Linked DNA regions of Homo sapiens: region 1 is linked to region 2. Evidence: chromatin loops called from intact Hi-C (ENCODE). Cell type or tissue: PC-3. All regions are shown on one strand. Links, peaks and the distances in the headings refer to the core of each region. The heading gives the core; the rest is flanking DNA.

What was found. A loop is a pair of places that touch in the nucleus more often than their neighbours do. Peaks named below come from ENCODE experiments on the same cell type or tissue, not always from the same donor. Only the 100,000 strongest peaks of a DNase experiment are listed, where the experiment ranks them.
Region 1: a loop joins it to region 2, with 2.6 times the contacts of the local background. A loop is called at or near these places in 4 of 110 quality-filtered maps.

The regions. Positions count from the first base shown.
Region 1 is chr4:174,432,997-174,441,342 of GRCh38, forward strand. No RefSeq gene overlaps it. Among named protein-coding and RNA genes, the nearest start is that of MIR4276, 13 kb to the left of the region's middle. RefSeq lists an enhancer at 1,426-2,047. In PC-3, for the core only: no CTCF peak of the experiment used is centred there; a DNase peak (open chromatin) is centred at 4,485; H3K27ac peaks cover 1,875 bases.
Region 2 is chr4:174,372,768-174,381,113 of GRCh38, forward strand. The region is part of intron 2 of LOC105377547 (a long non-coding RNA gene); the gene reads left to right. Among named protein-coding and RNA genes, the nearest start is that of MIR4276, 47 kb to the right of the region's middle. RefSeq lists an enhancer at 2,580-3,138. In PC-3, for the core only: no CTCF peak of the experiment used is centred there; a DNase peak (open chromatin) is centred at 5,044; H3K27ac peaks cover 1,767 bases.

The DNA.
Region 1 (8,346 bases), core at 224-8,223, 60 kb after region 2:
GGGAGATTCTCCTGAAAGATAACAGGGGAATTAGTGTTGGAAGTCCTACAGGAAACAAATATCCTTTATTGTTGCCTTCATCTTATAAGTCATAATAAACCTAGTTAGTAAAGAAATAAATCTCAAGGAGAGTCATTTTCAGGGAGAAAGGAGACGTGTTAATGTAGCACCATGTGCTAAATTAGGAGGAGGCAGTTTTGTAATAGACATGTTTTTTGTAGAGATATCTGGGTGAGCTTATTTAACAGGGGCTCTAATGTATAGGCAATCTTTTTTTTTTTTTTTTTTTTTTTGAGACAGAGTCTCACTCTCACTCTGTCACCAAGCTGGAGTGCAGTGGCATGATCTTGGCTCGCTGCAACCTCTACCTCTAGGGTTCAAGTGATTCTTCTGCCTCAGCCTCCCAAGTAGCTGGGACTACAGGTTCACGCCACCACACCCAGCTAGTTTTTGTATTTTTAGTAGAGATGGGGTTTCATCATGTTGGCCAGGATGGTCTCAATCTCTTGACCTTGTGATCCACCCGCCTCAGCCTCCCAAATAGGCAACTCTTTTAATTGTCAAAGGCTAATGTGAGGATACCAGAGGAAGTTTAATATTTTAAAGTGCATCACATAAGGGCCAAATCACATGACGATTTATTGTGTGAACACAGTTTGGATTATCCATATGATATTCATATTGACAGCACTGATTTCATTTTAGGACAACAGCATCATCTGCTATATTAATGTTGTTAATACACTTTTTGTGGGTTTTGTTTATCAATTTACTTTGGTCTCATACTTTTATGAGAGCTATAAGAATATAGGTTTTCTATCTATTTCTATGTTTGTGCATACTTAAGTCAGCACAGTACATTTGTGAATGTTTTTTCTTTCAAAGGAGGTAACACATTGCTCATTCTATGGAAACATGACTCCTAGCTTTGATTAATGCACAGATACTCATTTTTATTCCAAATGCCATTCATCAATATAGTTCTTTTGATACCTTTTATCCCTGCTACTATAAAAATAGGGATTTTTTTTTTTTGCTTTGTTTTGTAGTGCTCTCATTTGGAGGCAGTTTAGCTGAATGGTTAAGAATTTAAGTTTTGAGCTGGGCACAGTGGCTCACACCTGTAATCCCAGCACCTTGGGAGGTGGAGGCAGAAGGATTGCTTGAGCCCAGGAGTTTGAGACCACCAAGTTTTAGTAACTTATTTTATTTTATTTTATTTTTTTTGAGATAGAGTCTTACTCTGTCACTCAGGCTGGAGTGCAATGGCATGATCACAACTCACGGCAGCCTGGGCTCAAGCGATCCTCCACCTCAGCTCCAAAAGTAGCTGCAACTACATGTGTGCATAACCACACCTGGCTAATTTTTGTATTTTTTGTAGAATTGGGGTCCTATTTTGTTGCTCAGGCTAGTCTCTAACTCCTGGGTTTAAGCAATATTCCCATCTTGGCCTCCCAAAGTGCTGGGATTACAGGCATGAGCCACCACGCCTGGCCTAGTAACAAAATACGAAAATTGTTTTGCCAGACAAAAGTCATCTTTAACATTTGCCCTTACTACCCACACACATACCTGAAATGGTTTCCTGTGGCTGCTGGGTGTGCAAAAAGAGACTCTAAGGCCTTTAGGCACATGAATTCAGAGCTCAATCCTTCGCTGGGGAATGTAGTTAGAATCCACATGGCTTGAACTCCATAATGGGAGCACACTGGGTCAGCCATTAACATCCAATTCATGTAAGCTCATGACTGAGGTTGCCCTTTGAAACAACCTGAGAGTCTTAAAAAATGCAAATATCTGGGGCTCGTCCCCAGAGATTCTGATTTAATTTGTTTGAAATAAGACCTGGGCAACTATTTTTTAAAACTCCTCAGGTGTTTTTAAGGTTCAGCTTTGAAAACCTCTGCTTTGCCTAGCTTACTTCAGGACCTCATTCTTATCAATTGCCCTCCTCTACATTGTAATTAAGCCATCTGTGGAACAGTTCTCCTATTAGATAGCCAATGACTATTTCACTAGACATGTTAGACCCTTGATGAATGATGATCATTCATTTCACCTTGGACATACAGCCCAAGAATGTGCATTGCCAATAAACAGCAACTACAAGCAAATGAGTTAGTTATTGTAATGTACCCCAAAGTGATACTTCACTGATTTCTGAGAAAAAGAAAAATACAATTTATTTTTGGACAGTGATGTGATACAGAAGATCGCTATATTAGGATGGTGAGATATGAGGGAGGCTTTGGGTGGTTAGAGGGTTTATTCAATCCTATGATTCTGTGATTCTAGGTATCTGAGATCTAAAAAGTAAAGCAGCAATGGGGTTAGAAAAAAAGATTTGGACAATGAAAAGAAGGTTGTGAAATCAAAAGCCTGAGTTCTTATTTCTTTCTCGTCTTCCGTTAGGGGCCTTGCGCAAATACCACAATGAATTTACCTCCAAGCCTCCCATTAGACACAAAGCCACTTTTACTCAGAGGTTTAGTTCTCTCTTCCATTCCCTGGCAGACAAATCCTAAATTGATTCCTCTAAATCGATTTCCTCTTTCTCTTTACATTATTAACATTGCTACTAAAACTTTACTGTACTCATAGATTCAAATGGGTTCAGATTTTCCAAAACATTTCTTGCCATAATGAAGGTGCAGCCACCAGCACGAATTTACTTGTCTCGGTTTGTGGTGGAAAAAAGTGAGAATGGCAAACTAGCAAGCTTCTACTTCTTCTGGCACATATCAGCCCCCTCCATTTTACCTGAATATCTCCTTCTCTGACCTACAGCCTTTGGACATTTGCTTAAATTCCAATGCATACCTACATATGCAGCTGTTTAGTGCCCACTTCCATCTGGGAAGTAGAAGCCTCGCTCGTTGCAACCTCTTTCGCCTTCTTCACCTTCTCTAGCTGCTCTCTCTTCTTTGCTCCCAGTGAGAGTGAATGGTTCCACCATGAACCCGGGGCCTAAAGCCAGGAAGCTGTGTGGTATCCGTACTATTTTCTTTTACCATGATCTCCAATCCATCACTACTATCCCTCCGAAGTATCCTGGAATCTATTCACTTCTCTCCATCTCTACTATGGAAGCTTTTAAGTATGCCATCACTATATCTCATCTGAATTACTGTGACAGTCTCCTTACTGATCTCCTTGCCATTAGCTTAGTTCCCTGGAGTTGCCATGGAGACATTCTTTCCTGTAAGGACAATAGGGAATGTAGCTTGAGAGTTTTAGAAATGACAAGTGTAGCATCTCAGTCATTTTTCCAGTGAACCTGAGAATTAGGGAAAACTTATTTGTTACCAAAATCATGACTTCACACTTATTCCTAGGTTGTAATGCTTTGGAAAACATAAGTTGTTATTATTTTGTCGTTTTGAGGAAGTTTTTATTACATGTTTTTGATTTGATTCTCATATACTATAGACATTATCTGATCTATTCTTGCAATACTCCTAAGTGATTACAATTAACCACAAACAATTGTTTCTACTTTATGGGTAGGGAGATTGATGCAGAGAAAGTATTTTTATGTCCAGTCATGCAATAGCTTCAATCAATAATCAATCAATAATCAATCAGAAATAAAGCCAGGTTTCTCCAACTTCTGACTTTACTATCTCTTGACTATGACTATATAGGCTGGCTGGTGAGGGGTAAAGAGTGAGGGGAGATAACCAAAACCTTGATTATTAGTGGTTATTTAAATTCACAGCAGGTAATGGGAAAATATAGGACCACGAGTTAGCAAGAAAGTTTGATTTTCACTGGTGGCTCTGCTACTCATTTGTTGAGTGACCTTTCAATAAGTCACTTCTTAGCCTCTCTGGGTTTCATTTCTTCCTTTTCAGGTAAGATAGGTATTTGGACCACATCTGAGATAGTTGACCTGGGCTCTATGGAACCCCCCATCCTGCCACCAGTCTCATCGTCCATGGATGGATTTCAAGGAGTTGGCAAACTAAACCTGTACCACCTGTGGAACACATGCACTTTTCTAAGCAGGAGGTTCAGAGACAATATCAGAATTTTAAAGAAGTCTGTGATAAAAAATTATTGACAACAAACAAATGAATAAAATTAGAATATACTGCCTAATAAATACCTAGGATCAAGTATTTTTAGGATTAAATGTGGTTATGTAACAAGAAAAGCTCCTTGCCCAGTGTAATTTCCAAGTATGAATTGTTATCAAATTTCAAAACACATAGCCCCCAAGTCAACCTTCAGAGAGATGTAAATAAATATGAGAGGTCAATCCATGATGTCTTTGTATCAGAATGCATTTGGAATCCTGATACTTTTAAATCTCTTCATTTGTCTTTAGTTCAGATTATATGGCTCCATTTTTTGTGTGTGTGAGAACTCCTGAGGAATTGTTGAGTCATTCATTTTGCAGACATGTGGGTACTCTAACTTCTCACAATGTGTTAATGTTTTAAATAAAAATGTACTTAAGAGGGCAAACAGTGACATTCCAATATGTACAGCTCATATTTTTGTTTGCAAACCCAATTAAACACATCATCTTGAAATCGTGAAATCATTCCAGAAACTGTACATGGCTTTCGAAAAAAAAAAAAAAGATTTTGGCAGCAAATAGGGGAGTTTCCTTGGAATTTCTGAATGCTTATATTATGCTCAGTGGGAGTTTGCTGCTGGAGCACTTGGAACTTGTCTGTGTTTGGAAAGCTGGGGAATTCTTATCATTGTACACATGGGAAAATATAGCAATTTTTTATTTGGAGGATGCAGTGAAATGAATGGTGGTCCATCTGGTGGTCAGGGAAATGTTGAATGATTCCCAATTTAACTTTTCTGTTCAGCCCTAGAATGCCTTTGATGCACATTCCCATGCAAATGTCTTTATACTTCTCTTTCTAGGCAACAACAACAATGCCAGTGATTGTTATCTATGCAAAGACTGAAGCCACTGCTCTAAGGTTGTGAAATTCTAGACGGTCTGCAACATCTCTGTCTCCTTCATTTCTATTCTTATCTTATACCACAATCACCATGTCTAACTCAGTCTTCACACAGGCATTTTATAGATACTTCCCTTACACTGAAGAGTAAGAATTATCTTCTTCATGCATTCTTGTTCATACATACATTTTTTTTTTCAGGATAGTTTTGTGCTTATCAGTTAAACAACCTGTAAGTAAATATTTCATTTTTTCTCTCTCCTTATGCATATTCTCTATCTCAGTAAATTTGTTTAACACATATGCTCTACAAGGCCCTTGATATTAAGAAGAGAAAGATGATTTAAAAAGAGCCTTTGGCTGGGCATGGTGGCTCACACCTGTATTCCCAGCCCTTTGGGAGGCTGAGAGAGGAGGATTGCTTGAAACCAGGAGTTCAAGATTAACCTGGCCAACATAGTGAGACCCATCTTTAAAGAGAAAACAAAATTTAAAAGAGCCTTTATCACTTAGGTGAATCACAGTTTTGAAGATGAAATAGGTGTGTGGACAATTATACTTTTTTCTTGGCCCTTGTCAAAATGGTAATTAATTAATCTGTTTTTGTCTCTCTCACCAGGTACTATTGGTATCTATTCAATGTTATTCCTAGCATCTACACATTGTGGGGCAAAACATGTACTTGTTGAATAAATTAATGAATTATGGCTAGGGCAATAATATTCTTTTTAATATATAGCATAACTGTATTTATTTAAGAATATATTCCAATATCAAAGGGAAAATTCCAACAATGCAAAAACCATGATTCCTTTTGCACGGACCTAATATGTACCGATGGGTTATACATGCCAATCAAGTAAAGGATTATCAAGTAAGTGTGATTTTTTAGTATGGACATTAAGTTGCTGATCACAGATTTTGACTTCAGTGGTGGAGCGTCTCATCGACATCTAAGGCAAACTCAGGAATTCCTAGAGCTGAGTCAGCATTTCTGTCAAGAATTGGCTTTGGGTCCATTCTGGCAAAAGAACACCTGCAGTATTGAATCCCTAAAACTTTACCCTAAAAACAGGATCAGGATGATTCCTAAATACTTATTTTTTATTTTTATTTTTTCCGTAAGTTATTCGGGTACAGGTCGTATTGAGTTACATGAGTAAGTTCTTTAGTGGTGATTTGTGAGATTTTGGTGCACCCATCACCCAAGCAGTATACACTGCACCATATTTGTAGTCTTTTATCCCTCGACCCCCTCCCACTCTTCCCCTAAAGTCCCCAAAGTCCATTGTATCATTCTTATGCCTTTGCGTAGGACAACAATATTCTAATAGAGGCACATTCAAGCTTCAGTGGAGGCAACTAGGATCTTCTTAATTCGGCATAGAGACATCAGAGGTTTCACAAAAAAAGACAATGTCTAAGCTGAGACTTATAAGAATCAGTAGGCGTCAAGGAAAACAGGTAAGTTGACTACGTTTCTGTTGGATGCAGCAAAATATAAATACAGGAGCTGTTAGGAGATAGAGCTGAAAAGAACTTTTTTCCTGTAGGTTGGCATTTCCTAAAGTGTGTTCTGAGAACAGTGGTCCTATCTGTTGCTCAGAGAAAGTAGTTTTCCATGGTACGCTGGTAAATGTTTAACAACTGGCTTCCTTGAAAAAATAAGTCTAAAACTTCTCACTTTAGGTTGCAGCCTAAAACTTCTTAAAAGAGGTATGGCTCAAGCAGAAATTTTAAAAGATAAAATAAGATTCAGAATAGCCATTCTAATGGGGGAAAATTACTTTTATCCGGAATTGTTAAAAAAGAAAAAAGAAGATAATAGAAAAAAGCAAAAGGCGGATCACTTGAGGTCAGGAGTTCGAGGCCAGCCTGGCCAACATGGTGAAACCCCATTTCTACTAAAAATGCAAAAATTAGCCAGGTGTAGTGGCAGGCACCTGTAATCCCAGATACTCAGGAGGATGAGGCAGAAGAATTGCTTGAGCCCGGGAAACGGAGGTTGCAGTGAGGACTAAAAAATTCCTGATTTGTAACATTTGTTGGGAAGAAATGCTGAGTAGCACATCATTCTATAATATTTCCATCACAGTTATACAGGAGATGTGCACAGATACATAGATATTAGTACATGTAGTCACATGATTAGGAAATGATAAATGTTGAGTATTTATTGCTTTAGTTTTTAATATAATTTATCCAATTGTAAATTTTTTATAATTTGTATGATGGCTGTTTACTGGTTTTCCTAATTCACAAAACTTTAACATTTGACTTTTATAAGCTGATAACAGCTGGATTCAGCATATCACAGGTCAAGTATACTCAGGGAACATGGTTTAATACAGTATATTTGTTATATATTAAAGGGCCTGAGAAGTCTTGAAGCAAAAATACATGTCTTAGCTTACTGGTTGAACAACAAAACCCATTTTTCGTATACTAGGTATTAACAAGTCACATAGCCAGAGCACCATGGCATCATATATTTTGGAGGCATGGTGACTCAGTATTCAATGTGCTTATCTCTTTTCTATTACTGGAAATGGTAATCAAATTTACTTTTTTCTATTATCTTCTTTTTTGTTTTTTACCAATTCCTGATAAAAGTAATTTACCCCCATTAGAATGGCTACTCTGAATCTTATTTTGTCTTTTAAAATTTCTGCTTGAGCCATACATCTTTTAAGAAGTTTTAGGTTGGGTGCAGTGGCTCATGCCTGTAATCCCAGCACTTTGGGGAGGCCAAGGCGGGTGCATCACTTGAGGTCAGGAGTTCAAGATCAGGCTGGCCAACATGGTGAAACCCCATTTCTACTAAAAGTGCAAAAATTAGCTGGGCTTTAGTGGCAGGCACCTGTAATCCCAGATACTCAGGAGGATGAGGCAGAAGGATTGCTTGAGCCTGGGAAATGGAGGTTGCAGTGAGTTGAGATCACGCCATTGCACTCCAGCCTGGGTGGCAGAGTGAGACTCCATCTCAAAAGAAAAAAAGAAGTTTTTCTCATTACCCTGTATGAGTCTATTTTCATGCTGCTGATAAAGACATACCCAAGACTGGGAAGAAAAAGAGGTTTAATTGGACTTACAGTTCTACATGGCTGGGGAGGCCTCAGAATCATGGTGGGAGGTGAAAGGCACTTCTTACATGGTGGCAGCAAGAGAAAATGAGGAAGAAGCAAAAGCAGAAGCACCTGATAAACCCATCAGATCTCGTGAGACTTATTTAGTATCATGAGAATAGCATGGGAAAGACTGGGCCCAATGATTTAATTACCTCCCCCGGGTCCCTCCCGCAACACCTGGGAATTCTGGGAGATAAAATTCAAGTTGAGAGTTGGGTGGGGACAAACCATATTATTCCACCCCTGGTCCCTCCCAAATCTCATGTCCTCACATTTCAAAACCAATC
Region 2 (8,346 bases), core at 138-8,137:
TATATAATGACCAAATCAGGGTAATGACCTTATCTATCACTTAAGACATTGATCAGTTCCTTGTGGTGATAATATTTAGAATCTTCTCTTCTAGCTATCTTGAAGTATGTACTACCTTGTTATTTGCTATGGTCACTCTATTGTGTGATAGAACACCAGGACTTATTCTTCTGGTCTCACTGTAGCTGGCATTATCAATTTTTAAGGAATCCTCTTCTAATTTAATTTAGTCCCTGGATATGGAATATGGTTTATTTTTGTTTTTATTTTGATATAATTTATTTTGTCTTTTTATCACTTTACTAAAAGATTACCCGCTTGCTAGCTATGTAAACCTGGGTGGGTTACTTACTAGCTCTGGGTCTCAATTTTCTCATGTAAAAATGGGGTAAATAACAATAATACATACATCATAGGGTTGTTATAATAAATAATCAGGTAATTTTTTAAAAGTTACTATAACAGTGCTTGGCACATAATAAGAGCTATGTGTTTGCCAAGAAAAAATTAAAGAGAGATAATATGTCCAGAAAATTAGCTTAATTATTTTCTAGATAGTTTCTAATTAACTTTCTTTAATTGTGAGAAATTGAAATAGCGAGGCACAGTGGCTCACACCTATAATCCCGGCACTTTGGGAGGCCGAGGTGGGCAGATAGCTTCAGACCAGAAGTTTGAGACTAGCCTGGACAACATGGTGAACCTACCCCCCCTCACCACATCTCTACCAAATAATACAAAAGTTAGCCAGGTGTGATCAAACCTGTAGTGCCAGCTACTTAGGAGGCTAAGGTGAGAGGATTACTCGAGTGCCAGAGGTTGAGGCTGCAGTGAACTGAGATTGCACCACTGCTCTCCAGCCTGGGCAACAGAGTGAGATCCTGTCAAAAAAAAAAAAAAGAGAGAAATTGAAAAATTGAAATACAAAATGCTGGCCCCTCAGTAGAAAAATCAACATTTTGTTTTTAGAACTATTTTCAAGGGGTTATTGGGAGGGTGCCATAGGGCCATAGCCCTTCCCTTCTAGGCTGTAATTCTCCAACACGGGTGTCAGTTATTGAGTGGCTGGCAGCATAACAGGGAATCTTCCAGAAAGTTGGTGACTGATAAATATTGTCTGAATTAATGAGGATTTAACTCATTCTTTCTCAGTAATTCTCCTGCAATTCTCAGCTTGGTCAAACACCCCCTCTTCCAGACGTCCCTTGTTAGTCCAGATCCTTGTGACCACAGCAGTCAACCACAAAGTCACTGTGGTGGGAGAATTCTGACATAACTAGGAGTGCCTGGAAGAGGCAGAGGTTGATAGATGGTAACTTCCAGAAACCATACCACCAACTTCTCCATCTTCCAGTTAAGTAATTTGAAATAAATTTTTGAAAATGGGATGACTTCAGTATCCTGTTTGTATTTTCATAAAGAAGCACATCAAAGTATCTCATGCAAAATAATAATGATAGGATAATCCTTGGAATTTTAAACCATTTTGTCCAAAGAGTAGGGTTTTTTTTTAAGATTTCTCTAGAGAAATTCAATATTTAAAAAACATTGTTCAGCACATATGCTTGTTGAACAATCAGCAAAATAAAATAATATGTTGTCCACATTCAAAGCATTTTTGAAAGTTGTAGATAAGTATTTTTTAAATATTGCCATTGTTTTAAAAAATATTTGTTGATGTCCTGGTTCTTAGGGAGATATGCACTTAGCATATGAGTGTTCATGAATTTTAGTGTCATTATTGTTATTGCTATTATTACTGGTATTCTCATCTTTAATACTCTGCATTCCTCACCCTTCTACTTCTTACCATTATCCTTTTAGGTCCAATTGCAATCTTCCGTGGCTTGCTCCAAGCCTGGGTTTGGACTCATGCTGCTCCCTACACCCCCAAGTCCAGCAAGGGTTTTCTGTTGGAATTTACTTCCAGAAACCAAGTTTAAATCTTTTTCATCACTTCCTCTAACCAGTAGCTAAATGGGATCAGCAAAACTAACCCAACAGCCACTCTGCACACACTTTAACCTCCAATGAAGTTATGGCAGCTGGGTCTCCAGCATTGTGTCTAAGAGAGTCATGGGGGGAAGATGAAGAGAAGATGGGAAGAACGAAGTAGGTAGAAAGTTGATAAAGTTATGAAAGAAAGCAGAGTAAAGGTGGGCAAATGAATATGAGAAGGGATCTGTTCCCTACTGAAACTTAGGTCAGTGGTGGAGAAAAATATATGGAAAGGTGCAAGGGCCTAGTGAAGTAAACATGAGCACAGTCTCTTTTCTCCTAAGAGTCTTTCAGTTTTCCTTTCATTACATATTTTTCTTTTTGAAAATGACATCTCAGAAAATTGTCTTTTTTTTTTTCCCACGATGTCCTTGTTAGGTCTCTAGGATATGATACTAATATAAGAAAACCTATATAGTAAGATGTATTATGAGACCAAAGAAACCTAGTGGGTTATGTATTTCCTTTTGACTATTAGCTGTTGTGGCTGCACTCTGTGATGAAAATAGATCACATTGTGGAAAACACAGGATCATGGCAATATTAAAATGTTGCCTTTTTTTTTTTTTTGAGATAAAGTCTTGCTCTTGTCGCCCAGGCTGGAGTGCAGTGGTGCGATCTAGGCTCACTGCCACCTCTGCCTCCCAGATTCAAGTAATTCTCCTGTCTCAGCTTCCCGAGTAGCTGGGATTACAAGTGCCTGCCACAATGCCTGGCTAATTTTTCCATTTTTAGTGGAGATGGGGTTTCACCACGTTGGCCATGCTGGTCCTGAACTCCTGACCTCAGGTGTTCCGCCCCCCTTGGCCTCCCAAAGTGCTGGGATTACAGGCATGAGTCACCGCGCCCAGCCTGTTTTTAAAAATGTTGTTGATGTCCTGGATTCTTATGGAGATAAGCACTTAGCATATGAGTGTTCATGGGGTAAAGTATATTTGCTCTTAGTGCCTGTATTCGCTTGCTAGGGCTGCCTTAACAAGATACTACAGATTGGATGGGTTAAACAATGGTAAATTTTTGTGTCGGAGGTCCAGAGTCTGGATGTCTGAGACGAAGGTGTCGGCAAGGTTGGTTCCTTCTGAAGATTTTGGAGAATCTTCCATGCCTTTCTCCTAGCTTCTGGTGGTTTGCCCACAATCTTTGGCTTGTAGAAGCATCACCCCATGTCTGCCTTCATCTTCATATGGCATTCTCCCTGCATGTGTGTCTGTGTCCACATTTCCACTTTTTGTAATAACACTGGGCATATTGAAAGAGGGGCCTACTCTCCTCCACTGTGATTTCATCTTAAGTAATTAAATCTGCAATCACACTATTTCCAAATAAGGTCACATTCTGAGGTACTGGGAGTTAGGACTTTAACATGAATTTTAAGGGGACACAATTGAATCCATAGCAGTGCCAGTTCAGGAAAATTTAACTTAATTTACTGTTCTTGGAAACCTATCATTTAGGTTGAGGGTTCTTTCTTAGATAGGACTTCTTAATGAATAACGTAAAAATTTTTAATTAACAAAGTACCGTTTCCAAGCTACCTACATAGAAATTTTCACATGTATCTCACATGGAAAAACCTACCTATATGAAGTGGAAGTCGTCATCCAAGTAAATTTGTAAAGAGTGAAGAGGGCACAGGTGAACACAGGAGTCCAAGTTGTTCCTCCCATAGGTCAGTCCTAAAATCAAGAAGTCATCTTTCAGTGTCAATGTCAGGTCCAAGTTGCCTGAAGAAATCCTAATGGTTTGTTTTTCTTTTTCCAAGATAATTACTGTCTGGGCTAATGGTCTGTTTTTGATAGACTATTTCTATCTTGACTGGATAAATTCTTTCCAAGTCTCTCTTCACCCCTTCTCCTATTGGTTAAAGGAAATCCTTTGTGAAGCTTGTCTCCAATCTCTAGATATGGGGTCTGGTAACAGAGAATCTATTCATTCTTTTCTGTGCACTTTGTCTTTAAGGAGCAGGGGAGGCTGGGGAGAGGTAATTCCATTTCTGTTTCATCTCTAGAATACATACACACACCCTATGAAAACACTTAGTCCTAACCAAATGTACTCCACACCTATCACCCTCTCCCTACCCCCGACACGTGTATACACACATGCACACACACACAAGCTCTCTCTTCATGTGTTGTGGGAAACTTTTAGGGGCAGTTGCACATGGAATCTTCTTAAAACTCCCTGAGCAGTTTGAGGCTATTGTATTATACTTGAAAATGAAGAGTATCTTATTTTTAACATTGAACTGTTAATGCACGCAGGGAATTGGGAAGAAATGTGAGTCTGACTAATAGTTGATTAGAGAAAACGCCATAGGGTTAACTGGAGTACAAACAGCAAGAGAATCATGAAGTGATTTTATTTGGAGTTTTTGAAACTTTCAAATTTGTGTTTTAGATTCTGGTAGGAAAATATACAAGCTGTTTCTCCTCCCCTACAGAAACCTGGTATCAGAAATAAGTCAAAATTTTAGACATATCTTTTTCCATTTACTAAAATTCTTATGGAATAAGTACTTCCAATTATCCAAGGAGGAATTTTGAATATTATGCATGCGTGCTTGCATGATTGAGAGAGAATTTTTGCATCTATTTTTTGTAAAAATACAAAATACATGTATTTATAGAAGGGAAAGTTCAAAAAGTAAGATAAGGTAAAGTGTGATTCTTTATTTTGAGCGTATTTTAGATTTTTTCTTTCAAAATCATGAATTTAAAAGAAAATAGTATTTGTCCAAATATTTCAAGATTCCTTTCAATAACTACCATCAAGACACTATTCTTTTCTTATGAGACCTTGCCCCTGGTTTCTGTGGCACCATGAGAGTGATTCAATAGGAGCAAATGAACAGTTACACACAAACACACACCCAGGCACACTTAAATGTTGGCATTCCTCTTTCCAAGTCTCACATCCTTAAAGACAGAGTTAATGTTTGTGCTAAAGATAGTGGTGTTCACTGAACATTCCATTGCTGTCCATATTTCTCAACCTCCTTGCAATCATGCAGGACCTTGTGATTCGTTTTGGTCAATGGTTGTGGGTGGAAATGATGTGTAATGTTTGCCATTTTAACATAGCGGATGTGTAATGTTTGCCATTTTAACATAGCAGCCTACTCAGCTAATACAAAGGTTTTACACAGCATAAACCACAACACACTTTAATTGTTCAAATATCCACAATTTTATCTTCCTGGTGTGAAAAAGATCTAAAAGGTATATTCTGATGGTCATGGACTCTCAGTCTTGGGTCATCTTTCTAGCTGGGGAAGAGGAGGAGGCTGACACATCTTTCTAGCTGGGAGGTCTATAATTTTTTAAAAGACAGACAAATTAGAGCAACTGGCCCCATCGTAAGAGGATGAGGTGGCCACTTGAATAGAATTTTAGGGTGCTAACCGATGCCTTTTTCACTTAGAGCACACTAGGGCTACACAGAACATTAATTAGCTTAATTTAAACACACTTTTAAACTTCCAATTCACGTGTTTAACATTGAAATGTTTAAGCATTTGAATCCTGCTACATTTTAAAGATTCAACACTGGCAGCTGTTGCATTATCTCAAAAGAAAATGCACCTTAATATCAATTCAGCTTGTTCCATTTGAATATGCAACTCGTGATAATAAAACATTTAAATATTCCCTTCAAATATTAATGTTTGACAATTACTGGGCCTACTAAAATTATCTTCCAAGAAAGAAATTGCTCAAAGAAACAGTATAAGAGGAAGAAACTGGCCCTACCTCATATTGCTGCAGGACAGCTCACCTTCCTCTCTGTACTGTGATGTTTCCAAGATTGCAGCTTCTATGACACTCAATAATTAGGAATATAATCAGTCATTTTCACTGCTGTAAATAGTGCATGGTAGAGTCCCCACCAGCATCTGAGGTCCCAATTAAAATCAAAGGAGGAAGAGAGGATCTACTACTTGAAAGTATCCCACTGATATATTTAAAAAAAATTTTTTTTAATAGTTTTGTTCCAGCCATACCAGCTGGAAGTAATTTCCTTTTAACTATTAAATAGAATTTTCTCTTTTGGCATTCTGTAACACTTGCATTTATCTCCAGCTTAGTTAATTGTAGCAAACGTTTCTAATATTTCAGAAAACTCCAAGTGCAAATCATTAATATAGGAACATAAAAGACATTTAATACCATTAATCCTTTCCCACAATTTAAAAAGATTAAATTTAAATTAAAATTTAAATATAGGATTAAATAGGATTAAAGATTAGGGCTATCTGCTTCAGAACCAAAGGTATAATTCTATATATCCCTTGGGTACTGCAGCTAAAGAAATGCAAAAACTTTGTGTTTTCTTCACTAAAGGAGCTATTGAGAGGGGAAACCTGTTAGTTCTCTGCATCCAAAAGGCTGACTACATTTATGTTTTTATATGTACAGATGTTCCTAGTTTGAAATATCAAGACTCATAGAGTTGAGCTGACAAATTTTAAACTGTCTGCAATTTTGGATTTACAAGCACTACGCAAGGCACTAGACAATAGTGAAGAAAACTGTACGTGAGTTGTGTCACCATGGTGCTTGGAATAGTGATGGAGACAGAGATTACACAAATAATGTAAAATTGTATTTGTGATAAGGACAGTAAATGAATGGTATTTGGAGCCATAACATCATTTAGCCAAGGGATGTGATATATTACTTGCAGACCAAGCAAACTTTCCTTGAGAGAGTGATGATAGGATGAAATCTGAAGGTTTACTTTCAGCAAATGAAGTGGGAGAGGAAGAGTGTTCCAGGCAAAGGCAACAGTATGTGTTAAGGACTTACGTTGAGATGATATGCAGACATTGCATTTTTAAGCTCTAGAAGTTTGATTTGAGTTCTTTTCCATTATCTTCCATGTCTTTGCATGCTCAAAGCTTCTTGAATATATGGCATGTATTTATACTAACTGATTTGATGTTCTTGTCTACTAAATCTGTGTTATTTCTAAGTCTGTTTTTATTGATTGATTTTTATCCTTATTATGGGCTATATATTCCTGCTTCTTTGTAACTATGGTAAGTTTTAATTATATGCTAGAAAATGTGAATTTTACCTTTTTGGGAGTTGAATATTTTTGTATTTCTATGCATATTCTTGAATTTTGTCCTAGGATGCTGTTAAATTACTTAGAAACAGTTTGCTTCTGTTTTTTGTTCTTAAGATTTGTTAAATGGGACCAGAGCAGCATTTAGTAGCCAATTTTGCCCTTTTAGTAAAGTAGTAATGTTTTTAGTATTCTATCCAATGCCCCTTGAATTAAGAGGGTTTCCTGTGGGGAAAAGAAAGAGAGATCAGAGTGTTACTGTGTCTATGTAGAAAGAAGTAGACATAAGAGACTCCATTTTGTTCTGTACTAAGAAAAATTATTCTGCCTTGAGATGCTGTTAATCTGTAACCCTACCCCCAACCCTGTGCTTGCAGAAACATGTTCTGTGTCGACTCAAGGTTTAATGGATTTAGGGCTATGCAGGATGTGCTTTGTTAAACAAATGCTTGAAGGCAGTATGCTTGTTAAAAGTCATCACCACCCCCTAATCTCAAGTACCCAGGGACACTAGGAAAGCCAGGTATTGTCCAAGGTTTCTCCCCATGTGATAATCTGAAATATGGCCTGGTGGGAAGGGAAAGACCTGACCATCCCCCAGCCCGCAGTAAAGGGTCTGTGCTGAGGAGGATTAGTAAAAGAGAAAGCCCTCTTTGCAGTTGAGATAGGAGGAAGGCATCTGTCTCCTGCTCGTCCCTGGGCAATGGAATGTCTTGGTGTAAAACCCGATTGCATGTTCCATCTACTGAGATAGGAGAAAACTGCCTTAGGGCTGGAGGTGAGACATGCTGGAGGCAATACTGCTCTTTAAGGCATTGAGATGTTTATGTATATGCACATCAAAAGTACAGCACTTTTTCTTTACCTTGTTTATGATGCAGTGACATTTGTTCATATGTTTTCCTGCTGACCCTCTCTCCACTGTTACCCTATTGTCCTGCCACATCCGCCTGTCCGAGAAACGCCCGATAATGATCAATACATACTGAGGGAACTCAGAGACTGTGCCGGCAGGGGTCCTCCGCATGCTGAGCACCCCTGGGCCGACTTTTCTTTCTCTGTACTTTGTCTCTGTGTCTCTTTCTTTTCTCAAGTCTCTGGTTCCACCTGATGAGAGAAGCCCACAGGTGTGGAGGGGCAGGCCACCCTTCAGTTTCCAATCTCACCGGTGGGCACATAAGCTATTCTCAGCTCTGGGTGAACCCTAAGGGTTGTTTCCCCTGCTGCTTGGGTGTTTCTTTTTCCAGCTTTGGATAATTTGCTCACATGCATATCCTG